Regions from separate parts of the Homo sapiens genome. Here region 2 is linked to region 1. The links are chromatin loops, found by intact Hi-C in ENCODE. Cell type or tissue: K562. All regions are shown on one strand. Each heading gives the region's core, and the rest is flanking DNA. Links, peaks and the distances in the headings are about the cores only. Region 1 overlaps DHX35 (DEAH-box helicase 35). Region 2 overlaps FAM83D (family with sequence similarity 83 member D).

The links. Peaks named below come from ENCODE experiments on the same cell type or tissue, not always from the same donor. Only the 100,000 strongest peaks of a DNase experiment are listed, where the experiment ranks them.
Region 2: a loop joins it to region 1, with 2.3 times the contacts of the local background. A loop is called at or near these places in 1 of 110 quality-filtered maps.

What each region holds. Positions count from the first base shown.
Region 1 is chr20:38,992,323-39,002,339 of GRCh38, forward strand. It overlaps DHX35 (DEAH-box helicase 35), which reads left to right. Exons shown (of 22, transcript NM_021931.4): 7 at 34-103; 8 at 2,499-2,558; 9 at 9,408-9,520. Among named protein-coding and RNA genes, the nearest start is that of DHX35, 35 kb to the left of the region's middle. In K562, for the core only: a CTCF peak has its summit at 5,588 (motif pointing left); DNase peaks (open chromatin) are centred at 3,559 and 5,609.
Region 2 is chr20:38,943,371-38,953,387 of GRCh38, forward strand. It overlaps FAM83D (family with sequence similarity 83 member D), which reads left to right. Exons shown (of 4, transcript NM_030919.3): 3 at 4,506-4,630; 4 at 8,169-9,736. The coding sequence ends at 9,150. Among named protein-coding and RNA genes, the nearest start is that of DHX35, 14 kb to the right of the region's middle. In K562, for the core only: no CTCF peak of the experiment used is centred there; a DNase peak (open chromatin) is centred at 4,801.

The DNA.
Region 1 (10,017 bases), core at 920-8,919:
GAGGCTCACTGAGAGCTTCTCTTTGATTCTTAGTGTCATCATGCTGGATGAAGCCCACGAGAGGACCTTGTACACTGACATTGCCATTGGCTTGCTAAAAAAGGTATGACTTCACTGCCAGCTTTTCATTGTGTGTGTTTATTTTATTGCCTAATTACAAAAGCAACTGTAGCAACTTGGAAAGTACAACAAAATACCAAGGAAGAAAATTAAAATCATCCATAATCCTACCCATTCAGAGAATATCAGTGGTAGAATGTTGGTATATTTTCTTCTCTTTTCTGTGTGTGTGTGTGTGTGTGTGAGTGAGTGTGTGTGTACTTGGATCTGTTTTGGCATACTAGGGATTGATTGAATTATATATACTAATTTGTATCTTGCATATTTCCCTTAACATTACATTAGGATCATTTTTCTGTGTCATTTAAATATTCTCTGAAGATATTATTTTTAATGGCTATTTAATCACATCTCTATCATAAAGTATTTAACTTCCCCTACTGTTAGCAATTTATATGGCTTGCAGATTTTAAATATTATAAATACTGTTGTAGCAAGCACCCTTGTAATTGAATCTGCTGCATTTCTGTTTATTTTCTTTAACTTTTTATTATTAAGGTTTCATACATATCCCAAAGAAGTGTATAATGACCCCCATGTACCCTTCATCTGGCTTCAACAATTACAACTCACAGCCAATCTTGTTTCAATCTTAACCTCCACTCTCTCCTCCCTTCCCATATTTTCTGATTGTTTTCTTTGGACAGATTCCCAATTAGAGTCTAGAAAGAAGTGGTAGAACAGGGTGATTAAGAGCATAGGCATTGAGTCAGACTACCTGGGTTCAAATTCTGGCTTTGCTGAGTTTACTCATCTCTAAAATGGGGAAAATAGTAGTCTCTATATCTGTGCTGGTATACTTTCCTTTATGGTAGCCACTAGCCACCTGTAGCTATTGAGATAAAAGTTAATTAAAATAGAAGAAAGTAAAAAAATTCAGGTTCTCAGTCACGTTGGCTATTTTTCTTTTCTTCTCTCTTTTTTTTCTTTTTTTGAGACGGAGTTTTGCCCTTGTTGCCCAGGCGGGAATACAATGGCGTGATCTTGGCTCACCGCAACCTCTGCCTCCCAGGTTCAAGCGATTCTTCTGCCTCAGCCTTCCCGAGTAGCTGGGATTACAGGCATTTGCCACCATGCCTGGCTAATTTTGTATTTTTAGTAGAGATGGGGTTTGGTTCCTCCATGTTAGTCAGGCTGGTCTTGAACTCCCAACCTCAGGTGATCTGCCTGCCTCGGCCTCCCAAAGTGTTGGGATTACAGGCGTGAGCCACTGTGCCCGGCCACATTGGCTATTTTTCTTTTCTTTTTTTTTTTTTTTCACGTTGGCTATTTTTCAAGGGCTCTATAGCCACAGGTGGCTAGTGGCTTATGCATCGGACAGTACAAATAAGGAAAGTTTTCATCATTGCAGAGAGTTCTTTTAGACATAGGTACTGTATATTGTGATTTGTTATGAAGCTTAAGTAAGATAGCAAAAAACTTTTAGGTTGGTGCCTGGCATAGGGTCACAGCTAGACTGTGAGGTTCTTTTGTGCAAATTAGAAAAAGATGTTCCCTCTGGGAGGATGTCTAGAGCTAGGTGGGAGGCAGGTGGACCGGATTGCTGAAGCCCCTAGCCCCCTCAGCCAGGCATCTTTGCACAGTGGGTACACTGTGTACCTGTATGCAGGGCCTCTGGGCTAGCACATAAGTTAGTCTGTATTAGTTGTTATTATTATTATTTTCATTGTTATTTTATTCCATTGCCAAAGATTTAGATTTTTTGATACTTTAAGGGAATTATTGTACCATGTTATTACCTTTTTCAGGAACGGTATAATAAGAGGGCCGATTTCACTGAATCTTTGCCAACACTGAGTATTAGCCTTAAAAAAATAAATCCTTGCCAATGGGATAGATGGGGAAAAAAAAATCTCATTGTTATTATATATCTTAGCTGTAGCTCATTTGGTCACTTCTCCAATGCCTGTTGATTATGTGTTTCTTTGAGTAACTGTTAATATCTTTTATCTCTTTTTTTTTTGCCATATTTCTGTCTTGGTGTTATCATTTATTGTTTGTTTGCTTTTAATATACTTTTTCATACATAGATTCAAACTATCTTGAGACCCAGGTGTCAGGAAAAAATGGTTTTATTCTCAGTAAATTCAAATTTGGGTCTTAAAGCTTCTTTATAGTTTTTATAATTTAAAAAAATTTACTTTGGAAAATTGCATACATTTACAAAATTGGAAGTAATAGTGTAATGACCCCCCCCCCCCTTTATTGACAATTATTAATTTGTAGTCAGTCCTTTCATCTGTAAGCTCCCTTACCTCCTCCTCAGGCAAAAAAGAAAAAAAAAGACACTGAATTTTTGAAATACATTTCAGATATCAAATGATCTCATCCATAAGTGTTGCACTATTATCATTATTTCCAAATGTCTTCTTTTTTAGATTCAGAAAAAGCGAGGGGATCTTCGATTGATTGTAGCTTCAGCCACTCTGGATGCAGACGTAAGAGCCTTGCCTCCCCTTTCCTCCTCTCCTCACAAACACTTTTGTCCTATATATCCTTGGGAAGTTACCTCTAGCAAGAGCTTATCTTTGGCAGAATGCCCTATCTTCTTTATGGGACCATCTGATGTCCTAGATTTCATATAATCAGAGGTTACTCCTTTTCAGCTTGTGAAATTAGACTGTAATTAATTGAGCTCATAATTACCTACCTGTCTTGTTTATCTACATACTGTCTTTCTCCCCACTTACACAGCTTCTTTTTGTTGTTTTTTCAGTATAAGCCTGTATTTCTTGAATTTGTTTATTTATGACTATACTGTATAGATTTAGATTTTTCTGTGCAATTGAAGTTTCTCCTGGGCTGGGCACGGTGGCTCACACCTGTAATCCCAGCACTTTGGGAGGCTGAGGTGGGTGGATCACTTGAGGTCAGGAGTTTGAGGCCAGCCTGGCCAACATGGTGAAACCCCGTCTCTACTAAAAATGCAAAATTAGCTGGGCGTAGTAGTACATGCCTATAATCCCAGCTACTTGGGAGGCTGAGGCAGGAGAATTGCTTGAAACTGGGAGGCAGAGGTTGCAGTGAGCTGAGATCGCTCCATTGCACTCCAGCTTGGGCAACAAGAGCAAAACTTCATCTCAAAAAAAAAAAAAAGTTTCTCCTGTATATATAATAATTTCCATGTTAAAGTTTTCTGTGGCTAGGTTTACATTATTTTTCTCTCTTGTGGACCTATAGTTTAAACAGCAGCTCAACTCAACAAATACTTTTGACCACTTACTATATTTACATGCAGAAATAGATGTTTGCAGTTCAGTGTGTTCAAAGTTCTGAGGCAGCTAAGGAGGGAGCCCTTAACTCCAGCCAGCTGGGGGGTGTCCAGAAACTTTCGCAGAGGTGGTGACCTACCAGCTGTGCTTGAAAGATGGACAGCCGTTTTCCAGATGGATGAAGGTGGGGAAGGGCACCCTAAATATAAGTGAAATCACAGGGACATGACCATGAGTTCATGGAGCTTCGAGTCTTATCTTACCTGCCAGGCCCTCATGGGTGAATTACCCTTGAACTCCCTCTCTGACTTTATCTTCTTCCACTTTCTCCAGTGCTCCCTACATTTCAGCCTCACTGGTCTCCTTGCTGTTCCTCAAAACAACCCAGGCATGCTTCTGCTCTGGAGGAACCCTCTTTTTAGACCATTCCTTCCCCGGACAGCCTAAGGTTCTCTCCTAATTTCATTCCAGTTTTGAGCATTTATTATCTCCTCAGAGAGGCGCTCTCTAAAACAGCACCCCAGTTGCTCTTTATTCCCTTATTCTGATTTTTTTTATGTTTCTCACTTGTCTATCACTATTTAACATTATATGCATTGTTTATTGTGTGTCTCCTGTCACTAAAATATAAGCTCCATGAAGATCAGGACTTTGTCTTATTTTATCTCTTCCACCTAAAACAATGTCTAGCACAGAGTAGGCACTTGGGTTGAATGAATTTTGACTGACTGGGAAGTAATGGAAGATTAAAATGGGGAGGTTGGGGTCAGATGACGGAAAGCCTTAGAGGCTCAGCCAGAGAGGATGAACTCCATCCTGTATCTGGTTGGGAGCCATGGGAACATGTGAGAGAGGGCAGTGACTTCATCATGTTTGAGCTCTATAAAGATCATTCTGAGTGCTGTGTATAGGAGATGAGAGTAGATATGGAGTCTCTAGTAAGGAGGCCAGTTCTGAAATCCAGGTGAGATGTGGTCCCTGGCTCCTGGCTCCTAGTCTCCCTGTGGCTTCTGGGATACAGAACAACTTGGAGAGAGAGAAAGCTTACCATAGCGAAGGTAAATGTCCAACGTGTCCCGAGACTGGTTTCTCAGACCTTTCCACAGGCTGTAGGAGTCTGTTGTTTTAGGTCTGCCCATGGTAACTTTTGGGTTAAAGCTCCTCTGTTGCCCTGTTTAATTGTCATCTCCCTCACCCATGGTATCTGCTGGCATGCTATTTTGTGGACTGTGGCTGACTTCACCTCTAGTTAGCTCCTCTGTGGCTACATTACACAGAACATCTGTATCTCTTTTTCACCCCCCACCTTAAAAATTATTAAATTAAGTTAAAAATTATTCCAGTTTTTATTATGTTGAAAACTATAATGTCCAAGTCTTTTCTTAGATTCATTTTATTTATTTATTTATTTATTTATTTATTTATTTATTTTTTGACACCAAGTCTCACTGTCTTGCCCAGGCTGGAGTACAGTGGTGTGATCTCAGCTCACTGCAACCTCTGCTTCCCAGGTTCAAGTGATTCTCGTGCTTCAGCCTCCCAAGTAGCTGGGACTGCAGGCATGAGCCACCATGCCTGGTTAATTTTTGTATTTTTAGTAGAGATGGGGTCTCATCATGTTGGCCAGGCTGGTCTCAAACTCCGGACCTCAGGTGATCCTCCCGCCTTGGACTCCCAAAGTGCTGGATTTACAGGCATGAACCACCACGCCTGGCCAGATTCATTGTTAATTAATACTTACTAATTGTTCACAATTGCCTTTTATTGTCTTGGTGGAACACAGAGATGAAAAAAATAGCTTCTTTCAGTTCTGTCTATGGTAGTTGATATAGATGACTTTCTGGAAGCAATTTTGTAAGCGGGAAGACAGCATGTAGGAACTTTGTCATGCCTTGCTCTGCTGTGGTACGGGACATGCTGGACCTCTGGTAAGCTGGGCCATTCCTTCTTATCCTGTCCTTGCTGCTCAGCCAGTGCCTCCTGTGTGAGGGGAACGGTGGTTTCTAAGTGTCTGTGAATGGGGGATCTGTGTGTGTGAGTCATCTCTGTGTGGGTTGTGGGTCCGTGTGTGAGGGGCCTACGTGAGGTATGGGATGTGAGTTCGTATGTGAGTGAAAGAAAGAAAGAGGATATAAGTGGGCGAAAGAGGGCAAGAATGAGGACTATGTGGGAGTGGCAGGGGGGTTGGGTGTGGCTTAGGAAACATTTTGATCTAGAGGCGTAGGGAAGTCCAGAACTCATCCCCTGCCCCCCAGCGGCTGGGTCTGTGGGTGACAGACTAATTTCAAACCTCCTAGAGCTAGGGCTGCTGATAGGCCACCTGCCGTGGTTTCTCTCAGGGACTGGGGTGGCCCAGCCTGCAGACAAAGACAGCAGTGGCTGCAGCCGGGAGGCAGAGACCTGCAGAGCATGATGGGGCTGATCGAATAGCTGCTTTGGTTGCTTTATCTGCTTTCTTAATGTAAGCCCAATTAAACGAACAATTATATAACATGACTGGATATAATTATGAAGTATTTATTGATCCTGTATCACGTGATGATATTGCTTTTCTTTTATTTGCGTCCAACTGCATGGCAGAATATATGGTTGCTGGTAGCTCCCATAGTTTTTTTGTCATAAGTCCAGCTACTTGAAGAGAGACTAATTTCTCTTTCCAGATTCTTAGAGAAGGAACTTAGCATCAGCTGGGGTCAGGTCTCCACCCTGGACCAGTCTACATGGGCCAAGGCTGTTGGCCAATCATGGGTGTGTTGGGTAGACATAGCTGCTTATCGGCCACTCCAGTGGGTTAGGAAGGAGCAGGTACCAGGGAAGGAGCCTATGGTGAGCTAGAAGACAACCCTGCAGATGGCCATATCATTTACATTCCATTTCATAGACTGTCCCCTGCCTTTTTATGATGTATGCTTCTTACCATGTCTGTATGTCAATGTGACCCCACCTCTTTCAAACCTGACTCAAATTCTTCTTTTCTGGGTGTGTTGAACTTATTTTACTCTTCTTGTTCCTTGATTCTGCCTCAAGATTCTTGCATTGTTGGTACTATATTTATTTACTTTTTTATGTATTTTGTATTTCCAAATAAAGATACAAGATAAAGATCTTAAAGGTCTTGTGCCTTCTCAGTAAATGCTGAGTCTTAATTCTTTTTGTTTTGAGACAGAGTTTCACTCTTGTTGCCCAGGCTGGTGTGCAATGGAGTGATCTCGGCCCACTGCAGCCTCCGCCTCGCAGGTTCAAACGATTCTCCTGCCTCAGCCTTCCTAGTAGCTGGGATTACAGGCGCCTGCCACCACGCTCAGCCAATTTTTTTGTATTTTTAGTAGAGATGGGGTTTCACTATGTTGGCCAGGCTGGTTTTGAACTCCTGACCTCAGGCCATCCACCCGCCTTGGCCTCCCAAAGTGCCACCGCATGAGCCACCGCATCCGGCCGAGTCTTAATTCTTGAAAGAGTAACTCTTTACTTTTCAGTACCACATAGTCCTTAACGGTAAGGTTTAGGCATCTACTCTAACAAAATTGTCAAGGCATCATCTTCTTCCTTGTTCTGCTTGCTTTTTTGGTAACATTCACCCTTGTCCAAGCCCTTTGGTAAAATCTTCCTCCTTCTCCTTCCATAGCTCCTGGAGCCCTGCTGACTTCCCTCTCCTACCTCCTTGTTGGCTTCCTCTTGGGCCCCTTCTCTGTCTGCTCTTCCTTCTCAAGGCTGCACACCCCTGTGGTCCCTGGTTCAGCTGAGCCTTCGTGCTTGTGGCAGTCTTGACTGTGTGCTTGCACACCAGCCTTAGCTGTCTGACAGCTGGCTAGCCACAGACATCCTAAACTCATAAACTTGTGACTCTCTGATTCTCCATCTCAGTCTCTTTCTCATGATCATAGTCATTTAGGCCAAGACCTCCATTGCTTTAAGAAGTTTTTATCCCCGGTCGAGTAAGAGTCACTCTAGCCTTCTTTCCAATGTGCACGTGTGTGCACGTTCACTCACTGATTGCCAGTTCCCACCAGCTGTATCTCTGGAATGCTTTGCCCAGGTTCACACTTTGTCTCCCCTGCACTATTATGATAGCTTCATTAATTAGTTTGTTTGCCTCGAATCTCTTATTTCCTCTGCCCTCCTCCAAAATGGCCACTGGAGTCTGGGATTCAGCTCACAGGTCTGATAATATCATGCCCATCCTCACTGCCCTTGTCTTGCCCATCGAATAAAGTGCCAGTGCAGCTGATCACTTGGGTCCCTTCAGAGTTATGGCTGACATCACTTATTGAGTGCCATTCTAGGCTAGATGTGTGTCACAACTATCCCACATAGTTTATTTGAACCTCACAGCAACCTTGCAGGGTGGATAGCAGTTTGTCCATTTTGCAGATGAGAGAGCTGACTCAGAGATGAGGAGGCCTAGACCTTGCCTCTGTCCTCCCTTAGGGACCCCTTTACATTTTAGTCCATACTGTGCTATTGTCCTGGGAAGGGATGTCTCCCCCTTCCCAGCCAGTAATAATCCTCCTTAGCCTTTACAGTGCAGGCAAGGGATACTGCTTTCTCCATGAAGCTCTCCCTGAAAGCCGGTAGTTCTTAACTTTTCCTTCTATCAGATTGCAATCTGCAGCTCTTTCCTGGTCACAGGGTCATCTGCCTCAGGGATTATTTTATGATCAACTCTTTGCACGTCTGCCTTCTGTGAACTGTTTACTCTTTTGGGGCATGGGGTGTCTGTTCCCACTTGTTTGTATGTCACTTCTAGTGTACCTGTGCTGTGCATGTCATAGGGATGCAGGAAGGCTGAAGCAACTTGAAGGGAATTTACCCAAAAGAAAGTGAACAGGAGTACTGTGTGGAATTCTGCATAGCAAAACATAGTTTTGTTGACATGAGGCACTTTGATGTCTGTGCTTATTCTTCTCAATTTTGAGGTTAATATATAACATCCCTGTATTTTGTGGTTAAATCCAGTTTACTCTTTTAAAAGTACCCCTCAGAGCCCCTTCACTTAGCGTTTGATGCCATTCGTTAGCACAGCTCCTGGGCTCCTGGGTTTCCTGGAGCAGGATGGGCATGTTTTGTAAAGGTACATAGGGAAATAAAGACAAGCTTTGTAGTTATGTAGCCAGGCCTCAGGGAAATGAGTAGAGGTGGGGAATGGAAAGGGCACCCAGATTCAAATAATGGAGCACTCCACCCGACGGGATATCCATGCCCCCTCTGCAGTGGGCACCAGCTGCTTCCCATCTGGTGCTCACTTGCCTGCCTGCATGGTCACTTAGCTCTTCTCAGTCTCAGCTTCTCTTTGTACCTTAGGGTCACATTCCCCAAGAGAGGATCTTTGGTGGCGTTTCCTTCCCCCATCATTGGCTGGAGCCCTCAAGACAGGTCTCCTTGTGGGCTGCAAGTGGTGGTCAAGTACCATTAAATAGGATGTGGACACCTGTTTGGCAGAAACTGCCAAGAGACACTTCTCCCAACAGGGTACTGCACGAGTGTTGGGGAAGTACATGATTGATGGCCTACCCCATACAAAGCCTCGCACTCACTACTGTAGGGCGTGTAAAGATGGAGAAGACACTATCCCTGCCATCAAGTGGCCTAAAACCAGTAACAATGGGGCCGGAAACACACCTACTGTTCACAGAAGGAAAAGTTTCCTATCAAATGATCATATCTGTGTTTTCCAGATAGAGTTACCCACCAACCTCATCTAACCTGTACTGAACTTGAGTCACACCTTTGACCTAATTTTTGCTTAAATGAAATACAGAGGATAGGAATAATATAAATAATACTAAAGCTACATGTTAACTCAGATGCTATGCTGAATGCAGTTTTGAAATCTAACCTTTATTATTTTTATTAAAACTTTAGTAAAGACACTGTCATTGAAATGTGATTCCCCACAATTACAGTTAGAAAAATGTGAATTTAAAAAATGTATTTTGCAACCCATAATCTGTATTGCACATATATAATCTTGCTACTCACCTGTCTTTGGCAAGTTTTATATTATTTTTTCTTTCCATGAATCGCTACGAACCTTTTTTTCTAAGAGAAATGAAGAATTAATTTTTTTCTTTTTAGAAATTCCGGGATTTCTTTAATCAAAATGAAACCAGTGATCCAGCAAGGGATACATGTGTGATCCTTACAGTGGAAGGGAGAACATTTCCGGTGGATATCTTTTATCTACAAAGGTTTGATGATGCTTGAATTCTGGATGATGGTGTTTAGAAAACTCAGCCTCTGATGTAGAATGTCAGAACTGCATTTGCTCACAACTCTAAAGGATGGGGAGGAGCATGTTTTGTGTCCCTAGTCATTGGTCTAGAATGTTCTTACCCTGCTCCGGATCACTGCTGAATTTAGTTTAAACTGTTCACACTGACATGCAAGTTTCCGTAAGTCTGTGGCCAGTAGCTCAGCCAGAGAGAGCAAAAGTGGTGAAAGGTTTTGGGGAGGGAAGCTTGATAGTTTTCAGAACTGGGGTTTACAAGGCTGCCTGTCAGCAGGGGCAGTATTGGTGATTTGAATCATTTGGCTCTCAGTTCTCTACATCCCTAGCGAGAAGGCCCAGTTGGCATTTTTAGGAGTAGCCTACTTGGACAAGGAAGGGGCCATCCTAATTCCTGTACTAGTCACTGGACAAAAAAAGACCAGGAGCCTGTTCCAGTGGCTGATAAATCCAGAGTCG
Region 2 (10,017 bases), core at 992-8,991, 49 kb before region 1:
CCCCTATCAGGTAAGTGGCACCTGTGTTTTAGACCAGGAAATAGTGACACAGAGAATCCAAGTGTCCACCACTTCAAAGTAGTGGGCCTAGGGTCTGCCTCCTTGTATGTCTGCCTCCAACCCCAGTGTCTGTAATCACTATTACATGCTGCTGCTGTTCATTTCTCATTATTGTAAAATTAGATTTTATGTCTATTTCTCTGATTCTGAAAATGACCTAAGTGTTTCAGTGGAAGCCTATACAACATAGCTAGCTTGGTCACTTTCATGGAAAGAAGAAAGAAAAATTGTCATATTTATTACAGAATTTGTTTTTTTGTTGTTGTTGTGTTTTTTTGAGATGGAATTTTGCTCTTGTTGCCCAGGCTGGAGTGCAGTGGCACGATCTCAGCTCACTGCAACTTCTGCCTCCCGGGTTCAAGCGATTCTTCTGCCTCAGCCTCCTGAGTAGCTGGGATTACAGGTGCCCACCACCACACCCGACTAATTTTTTGTATTTTTAATAGAGACAGGGTTTCACCATGTTGGTCAGGCTGGTCTCAAACTCCTGACCTCAACTGATCCACCCGCCTCGGCCTCCCAAATTGCTGGGATTACAGGCATAAGCCACCATATCCGGCCCAGAATTTGTTTTTTAAAAATTAAGCAACCCATGGCTTCTCAGCCTTTTGGCTAAGATCAAGTGTAAAAATTAAGCATCTTAACCTGTGAGCTTCAGAACTTTATTTGTTCATCACCTGTATGAGTATCTATTATGCACTGGGTACTAGATATAAAGCAGTCAGCAAAACGAATTTAGTCTTTGGTACTATAAGTTACTGCCTAAGAGACTCTAACTTACCACCTTATTATTACCAAGCAATTTGGTTTACAGAATTCAGATTCTCCCACAGAGTTCTTGTTGGTTGCCTCATGATAAAGACAGGATTGGGGTTTCTAGACCAATTGAGATGAGACAGCCATGTAACCCAACAGGTGGTTAGAAAATGAGTCCAGGTGGACCCAAGGAAGATACACTTTGGCATGGAAAAGAGCATTATCAGCTAGCCAGGTAAAGAAATGGAAGGTATCAGTGTTTAATTTCAAGGTACTCTTTCTATAATTAAGGCTATGCATTAGCAGAGAAATCACAGAATTGTTCTGGCCACAACTTTGGTCAAGTGATTTTCTCTATTTATCTACTAGACAGAAATCTATGAGCAGGCACCGGTTCAGTTGCCTACTGTTGGTTGTTGCCTTCATAGGTGTCCAGATCCTCTGCAGGGGGGTTTAAGAAGGCCTATTTCTGGCCGGGCGCGGTGGCTTACGCCTGTAATCCCAGCACTTTGGGAGGCCGAGGCGGGTGGATCACGAGGTCAGGAGATCGAGACCACCCTGGCTAACACGGTGAAACCGCGTCTCTACTAAAAATATAAAAAATTAGCCAGGCCTGGTGGCACACGCCTGTAGTCCCAGCTACTTGGGAGGCTGAGGAAGGAGAATCGCTTGAACCCGGGAGGCAGAGGTTGCAGTGAGCCGAGATCGCGCCACTGCACTCCAGCCTGGGCAACAGAGAGAGACTCTGTCTCAAAAAAAAAAAAAAAGGCCTATTTCTCTGGCCTCCCCAGTTTTTGTAGTTTTACCTCCTTCCTGGGGAAGCACTGTCTTCCCTGGTTGCTTGTGTCTCCTGTTCCTCTCTGTGCTAGTGAATTTGTGCCCCTTGCTGTATGGGGGCTGATGTCCCCATGCTCTGCCTCTGTAGCTGGTTCAGAATGTTGGGTTGTGCTGTCTGTAGGAACTTGGTCACACATTGATGTGCAGGCGCTCACAAGTGCTTTGGCCACGATCACAGAGGCATATGCAACATTCAGATGTGTGTCAAAGGGAAAGATACAGAAAACCACACCTAATCTGCCCATAATGGTATTCTTATGCTTATTATATGTTGATCCTTTAAGACTTGGCTCAGGGGTCATCACCTCCTCCAGGAAGCTCTCCTCCCACCAAGTCCAGGTGTACCTCTATGACATTCCCTAGTCGTTTTTCTTTTTTTAATTTTTATTTTGAAATAATTTAAGATTTATAAAGAAGTTACAAAAATAATATAAGAAATTCCTGAATACTCTTCACCCAAGTTCTCCACATGTTAACATCTTACAAACCTCAGTACAAATAACAAAATCAGGAAATAAACTTGATATCAATACTATCTAATTTACAGACTTATACATTTCCCGGTCGTTCCACTAATGCCCTTTTTTATGGTCCAGGATCCAATCCAGTCCAGGATCACACCTTACATTTAGTTGTCAAGTCTCCTTCATGTGATTTAATCTGGAACAGTTTCTCCATCTTTCTTTGTCTTTTAGGGTCTTGACCTGCCCCCACCCCCCCCCCACCACCCCACCCCCCGTTTTTTTTTTTAAGAGATAAGGTCTCGCTATGTTGCCTAGGCTGGTCTTGAACTCCTGGACTCAATTGATCCTCTTGCATCAACCAGCCTCCCAAGTAGCTGGAACGACAGACATTTGGCACTGCGCCCGGCTGGATCTTGACACCTTTAAAGAATACTAGCTAGCTGGGTGCAGTGGCTCACGCCTGTAATCCCAGCACTTTGGGAGGTTGAGGTGGGCAGATCACCTGAGGTCAGGAGTTTGAGACCAGCTTGGCCAATATGGCGAAACCCCGTCTCTACTAAAAATACAAAACAATTAACCAGGCATGATGGCAGGTGCCTGTAGTCTTAGCTACTCGGGAGGCTGAGGCAGGAGAATTGCTTGAACCTGGGAGATGGAGGTTGCAGTGAGCCGAGATTGTGCTACTGCACTCCAGAGTGAGACTCCACCTCAAAAAAAAAAAAAAAAAAAAAAACAATTTTTTGTAGAATTTGGGTTTGTCTGATGTTTTATCAAAGTTAAATTCAGATTACGCATTTGGTAAGAAGACCACAGAAGTAGCATTATGTCTTGCCATAGTTTTGTGTTTTATTTTTAGCTTATTTTGAATATTGATAGATTAACAGAAGTTGCAAAGATTGTACAGAAAAGTTTCATGTACCCTTCACCCAGTTTCCCCAAATGTTACATCTTATGTAACTTATGGTACAATGTCAAAACCTGGAAATTGACATTGTATACAGCTTTGTGCCATGTTATCGTCATGCATGCATATCCAGACAGAAGTTTCCATCACCACAAAGATCTCCCTCCTCCTGCTCCTTTATATAGTCACATCACTCCCCTCACTTTAACCCCTAGCAACCACTAATTTGTTCTCTATTTCTATAATTTTGTCGTTTACAGTCTATTTTGTAAATGGAATTATACAGTATGTGACCTTTCAAGATTTGCTTTTTTTCTCTCATCACAGTGCTTTTGAAATCCATCCAAGATGTGCACGTATCAACAGTTTGTTCCTTTTCATTGCTGAGTATTGTATGGTATCTTATACCATTCAGCCACTGAAGGACATTTGGATATTTCCAGTTTTTGTCTGTTATGAATAAAGTTGCTGTGAACATGTGTAGAGGTTTTGTGTGGATATAGGTTTTCATTTCTCTGGATGCTGTTATGTGTTACTGTAGTTTCTAAATCAATTAGTTTTCTCTCTCTTATTCTAGTCCTTGAAGGTAAGGAGCATGCCTTACATCTCTGTTGTCTCACGGCTTGGCACATAGTAGGGGCTCTCTATGTTTATGGAATCAATGAGTCAAACAAAAATCTTACACGTTTAATTTAAATGTGTAAGATTTCTAACGATATAGAGCCACTGGTCTGCTCCAGAGAATGCAGATTGTTGTAGTATTTTGTATGCCATTGTTTATACATTTATGTGTGTCATTTTACAGGAATAATTATGCATACATGTGCAGTATATTGCCCCAGCATACCACTACCAGTGTACGTTTTTGGTAATTATGTATTTGTAGGAGATGTGACATTGCTTGTTAAGCCACATGTGATATGAGTGTTTCTGCCTCAGCAGGCCTGTACTAGAGAAGGCCTGTCCTGTGTTCCTATTCTCCATACCCATTATGGTGTTGAGGGTGAGTGAGGATGGACTGTTACTCTAATGTGATGCCATTAAACAAACAAGTTGGAGGAAGATCAGCTTACCTTCTTTCAGACTTTGCTAAAATGTTCTTTATTACTAGCATGTTTTCTTTGATGATTTTATCCCACACATTTTGCTTCAGAATCATTTCTTGGATTCTGTTGTTTAGTATCCCAAAAAGGTTGAGTGTTCTTTTAGAACACATACACGCATGAACTAAGGGTCTCAAAAGTAAATATAAGAAAAGAACAGATGAGAAGATGGACCAAATGTAGAAGTAACATCACTTGAGGCTTGAGAACTGTCTGGCTAGTGTACCATGTATACTGTCACTAAATGGTGACCCTAAGCCACGCATATGCCAATAATTATATCTGGGAATTGTAAACTAAGGCTTTTTGTCCTAACCATTTGCTCAGCAGATGAGTATTGCTGAATTGTTCATTTATATTTCTCCCACTCCCTGCCAACAGTTAATGACAGTTCGGACTATCACAGGAAATATCTACTATGCAAGGTCAGGAACTAAGATTATTGGGAAGGTTCACGAAAAGTTCACGTTGATTGATGGCATCCGCGTGGCAACAGGCTCCTACAGGTAAGTCTCTAACCCGTCCAAGGCTTATTAATCTAAACTCTTCAGAAGAAGCATGTCATGTAAAGGTAAAAGCCTTTTCCTCTCAATGGGAGCCTGTATGGCCATGCATTCTGATATGCGTGCATCTGTGTATAGCAGCTGGTTATCAAAGCCTCCTGTTAGAGGCAGTTTGGGTGGGGGTCACTTCCCCTGTCCTGTAGTCCATAGATTAAAATGCAGAAGTTGAACTTGTATTGAGACAACACAGTCAGCAAGTCCTAGATTTCAAGCCTTGGCCCAGGTCTGCAGGGGACGAACTGGGGGTTAACAGCAACACACAGTCTGGAATCCTGGTTCCTTAGGGATCTGGACCCAGCTTGCCCTGCTCACTTGAAGGTAGGGGCAGTTGCAGGCATCTCCATTAGTGTTGAAGGCAGAGCCAGAGCTGTCAGCTTTAGACTCAAATCCTCCACGTTGCTTCAAGCCTTGTAATTTAGAGCTTTAGTCTAGAAAATACTGATTATGTTTCTGACCCACCTTTGAAGTGTCACATTGGCAATGGCATCTTAAGGTAGAGAGCAGGAAGGTTGAAGAGAGGGTGGGGATAATGAGCGGTTTACATGAATCTCTAGAATTTGTGCCATTTGTACATATGTGGCTCCAATGGTTGTATGTTCTGCCGCCTCTGCGGTAGATTGTCTGATGGTTTGCATGAGGTGTGTCTGTAGAATTTTAAAAAGAAAACCCCATTTTTGAAGAAACACACAACCCTGAGTGATAATTACGTGTCAGCCCTGGGTAAAGGTAGAAATGTGAAGGCTTGTGGAAAATGAGGCAGTAAGATCAAGAAAATCTTGACACCTTTCTTTTTCAACAGTACCCTCATTGCTCAGAACAAAATTTGAACTTTCTTCACCAAAGAGGCTGTGGGAAAAAACAAATTGAACTCTTTTTCTTGGAATTTCCTTTTGTAAGAAGTTTATTAAAAAAATTTGTTTTTAACCTAAGTAGGATTTATCTATATTAACCAAACTTAGCTACAAATGGACTTTTGCTGTTCTAAAATATAAAAACTACCCTCTCCAAATGAAATTGATGACGATGATAGCTTCCATTTGTTGAGGAGGTTTTATAATCTTGGTGTTGGATAGGTGCTTTATTTACATTATCTCATTGAAGGCTTTCTTTTTTTTTTTTTTCGTGATGGAGTCTTGCTCTGTTGCTCAGGCTGGAGTGCAGTGGCGCCATCTTAGCTCATTTCAACTTCTGCCTCTCAGATTCAAGCGATTCCTGTGCCTCAGCCTCCCGAGTAGCTGGGACTACAGGCATGCCACCATGACTGGCTAATTTTTGTATTTTTAGTAGAGATGGTGTTTCGCCACGTTGGCCAGGATGGTCTCAGACTCCTGACCTCAGGTGATCCGCTGGCCTCGGCCTACCAAAGTGCTGGGGTTACAGGTGTGAGCCACTGCGCCCGGCCCAGCCTCATTGAAGGCTTTCAAAAGAATCTTCCTTCTCAGGCTTTGAAGGCAGTTTTCAGGGGGACTTTGCATTAGCCATATCTTGGTTACAGGAGACAGAGTTGACTGTGTTCTATGATCTCTGTTTGAAACCTACTTCTGGTACAAATACCACCATTAGTGGGGTGATGGCAAGTGTCAGCTAACTCTCAAACGTACTGACTCGAAGAACCCGGAAGGAAGCATAGAAAGGTACAGTTGGTTTTCAGTTCATCTTGACGTAGGAGCCACACGCTGATCAGAACACTATATCCTGGTTCTGATGTTTTCGAGTTGACTTTTGTTCTTAGGCAGGCTCTCCCTTTGAAGTCAACGATCCTGGCTTTGTTTATTTTTTGTTTTTGAGACAAAGAGTCTTGCCCAGGCCGGAATGCAGTGGACGATCTCGGCTCACTGCCAAGTTCCGCCTCCTGCGTTTACGTCATTCTCCTGCCTCAGCCTCCCGAGTAGCTGGGACTACAGGCGCCCGCCACCACGCCCAGCTAACTTTTTTTTGTATTTTTAGTAGAGATGGGGTTTCACTATGTTAGCCGGGATGGTCTCAATCTCCTGACCTTGTGATCCGGCCACCTTGGCCTCCCAAAGTGCTGGGATGATAGGCATGAGCCACCGTGCCCAGCCAGATCCTGGCTTTCTTATATGGCCTTTAGTAGCTGTCTCCCAAAGGGTGAAACTCTTTCACTCAGAATTACTATCAATCCCTTCTGTCAGAATCCATTTGATAAAGAAAAAAGAAATCTCTGAAAACTTACTTGGCTCTGGTGGGATCACATGCCCACCCTGAATGAATCCCTGCATCCAAGGGAATAGGATACTCTGGCCAGTGTGGACCACATGCCTGCCCCTATTGTGGTTGGAGAGAGTATGATAATGAAAGCTTTCTGGGGTACAGGTGGGTGTGAGTTCTGCTAGCAGAGGAGGGAGGCGGGGAAGGGACACCGTACAGGCAAGGGCACATGGCCACTAATCAGCTCTAAAATGTTTTGAGCCATGGTGTTTTGTGAAAATGGCAGCACAGCCCCATGACTGTGGGTCCTCCACTGTTAGTGAGGAAGACTACTTCAGCAGCCACAAGGACAAGCTTGAGGGCAGGAAGGCCACTGATGTTGCCACTCAAACAGTAGCAAGGAGCAGGGCATTAGCAATTCATAGGGCCTAGGGTCTGATCTGGAGTCCAGCAGTAGCTCCCCTCTGTGATAATCCCTTTATCTGGTTTCCTTACCTTTAAGATGGGGGTGCTGGCCTAAATAGTTTTCTTACCTTTAAAATGGGGATGCTGGCCTAAATATTTAGAAGCCCTATTTTTTATTTTTAATTAATTTTTTGAGATGGAGTCTCGCCCAGTCATGGAATCTCGCCCAGTCATGGAATGTGCAGTGGTGTGACCTCAGCTTACCGCAACCTCTGCCTCCGGGGTTCAAACAATCCTCCCACCTCAGCCTCCCGAGTAGCTAGGATTACAGTCATGCACCACCACGCCTGGCTAATTTTTTATGTGTTTTTACTGGAGACAGGGTTTCACCATGTTGGCCAGGTTGGTCTTGAACTCCTGACCTCAAAGGATCTGCCCACTTCATCCTCTCAAAGTGCTGGGATTACAGTCATGAGCCACCGCGCCTGGCCCCCTTTCCAGTTTTTAAAAACTCTGAGGCAAGGACCAGGTGAGGTGGCTCACACCTGTAATCCTAGCACTTTGGAAGGATGAGGTGGGAGGACTGCCTGAGCCGAGGAGTTCAAGACCAGCCTGAGCAACATAGCAAGACCCCGTCTCAAAACAAACAAACAAACAAAAAAACCCTCTGAGGCTGAGCATTTAGTGTGTTTGTTAAACAGTTGGCCTTTTTACTTTTATGGTAACACACATAAATGTTATATATGTGTTAAGGCTAGTTAAATACATGCAAATGGTAGGTATGATATCACCAAATTTGTGACCCTTATGTGGTAAGATACCTGTACTATATTATTCAGATGGACAGTGAGTAAAACAAAATTGCTCATCCTTACCAGCTGCTGTTTGTTTCTTTTTAATCTTTAAGTTTTACATGGACGGATGGCAAATTAAACAGCAGTAACTTGGTAATTCTGTCTGGCCAAGTGGTTGAACACTTTGATCTGGAGTTCCGAATCCTGTATGCCCAGTCCAAGCCCATCAGCCCCAAACTCCTGTCTCACTTCCAGAGCAGCAACAAGTTTGATCACCTCACCAACCGAAAACCACAGTCCAAGGAGCTCACCCTGGGCAACCTGCTGCGGATGCGGCTGGCTAGGCTGTCAAGTACTCCCAGGAAGGCGGACCTGGACCCAGAGATGCCCGCAGAGGGCAAGGCAGAGCGCAAGCCCCATGACTGTGAGTCCTCTACTGTTAGTGAGGAAGACTACTTCAGCAGCCACAGGGACGAGCTCCAGAGCAGAAAGGCCATTGACGCTGCCACTCAAACAGAGCCAGGAGAGGAGATGCCAGGGCTGAGTGTGAGTGAGGTGGGAACACAAACCAGCATCACCACAGCATGTGCTGGTACCCAGACTGCAGTCATCACCAGGATAGCAAGCTCTCAAACCACGATTTGGTCCAGATCGACCACTACTCAGACTGACATGGATGAGAACATTCTCTTTCCTCGAGGAACTCAATCTACAGAAGGGTCACCAGTCTCAAAAATGTCTGTATCGAGATCTTCCAGTTTGAAGTCTTCCTCCTCTGTGTCTTCCCAAGGCTCTGTGGCAAGCTCCACTGGTTCTCCCGCTTCCATCAGAACCACTGACTTCCACAATCCTGGCTATCCCAAGTACCTGGGCACCCCCCACCTGGAACTGTACTTGAGTGACTCACTTAGAAACTTGAACAAAGAGCGGCAATTCCACTTCGCTGGTATCAGGTCCCGGCTCAACCACATGCTGGCTATGCTGTCAAGGAGAACACTCTTTACTGAAAACCACCTTGGCCTTCATTCTGGCAATTTCAGCAGAGTTAATTTGCTTGCTGTTAGAGATGTAGCACTTTATCCTTCCTATCAGTAACTGCTCCGTGTTCAGACTCCTGGTTTCTTCCAGGCTTACAGTGGACATCATCAGCTTCCTGCTTTAAAAAATATCTTATGTCCCTAATTGCCTTTCTTTTACCTGACTTTGTCACCTTTGTTGTCTTTGAATTCTTTAGGCTGCATATTATTTTACATGCTTTGTTTTGTCATGTATATACCAGGTATTGGTTTTATGGTTTAAACACTATGGATACAGGGGTTTGTTTTGCACAATTTTAATAGTCATGCACTACATAATGATGTTTTGGTCAATGACAGACCACGTATATGTTGGCAGTCTCATAAGATTATAATACTGTATTTTTACTATACCTTTTCTGTGTTTAGATACAAATACCATTATGTTACAGTTGCCTACAGTATTCAGTGCAGTAACATGATGTACAGGTTTGTAGCCTGTTTTGCATTTTTCTTAGGTTGTATGCTCTTCTGTTTTAAAGGTTTGAATCACCAGCATTTTTGTGATCAAAATCCTATTTAGAAAAAATAAAACTACTTTCTGTTTATCTCTTTAGAATATCTGTGTTCTTAGCATTAAATAAATATAAACTTGTGCTTCTGTACTTTTTCCCCCCCTCTGACACTTTTCTCTTTAAATCTGGGAGTATGTCACAAATTAATGCACCTAATAGATATAGGTATATAGATATCTATATCTGAAGGTTTTTTAAATAGTGTCAGGGTGAGGAAGAAGTAGATGATCCAAACTATAGAAGAGAAAATAGATCCACTTAACCTTCCTCAGCATCATGAATATTGATGTTACTCTATAGTTTAAGTGAGGAAACTGGCCAGAAATAGCAGGCCTTTGCACATGCTCTGCCTTTTCTCTTTTCGAAGAAAA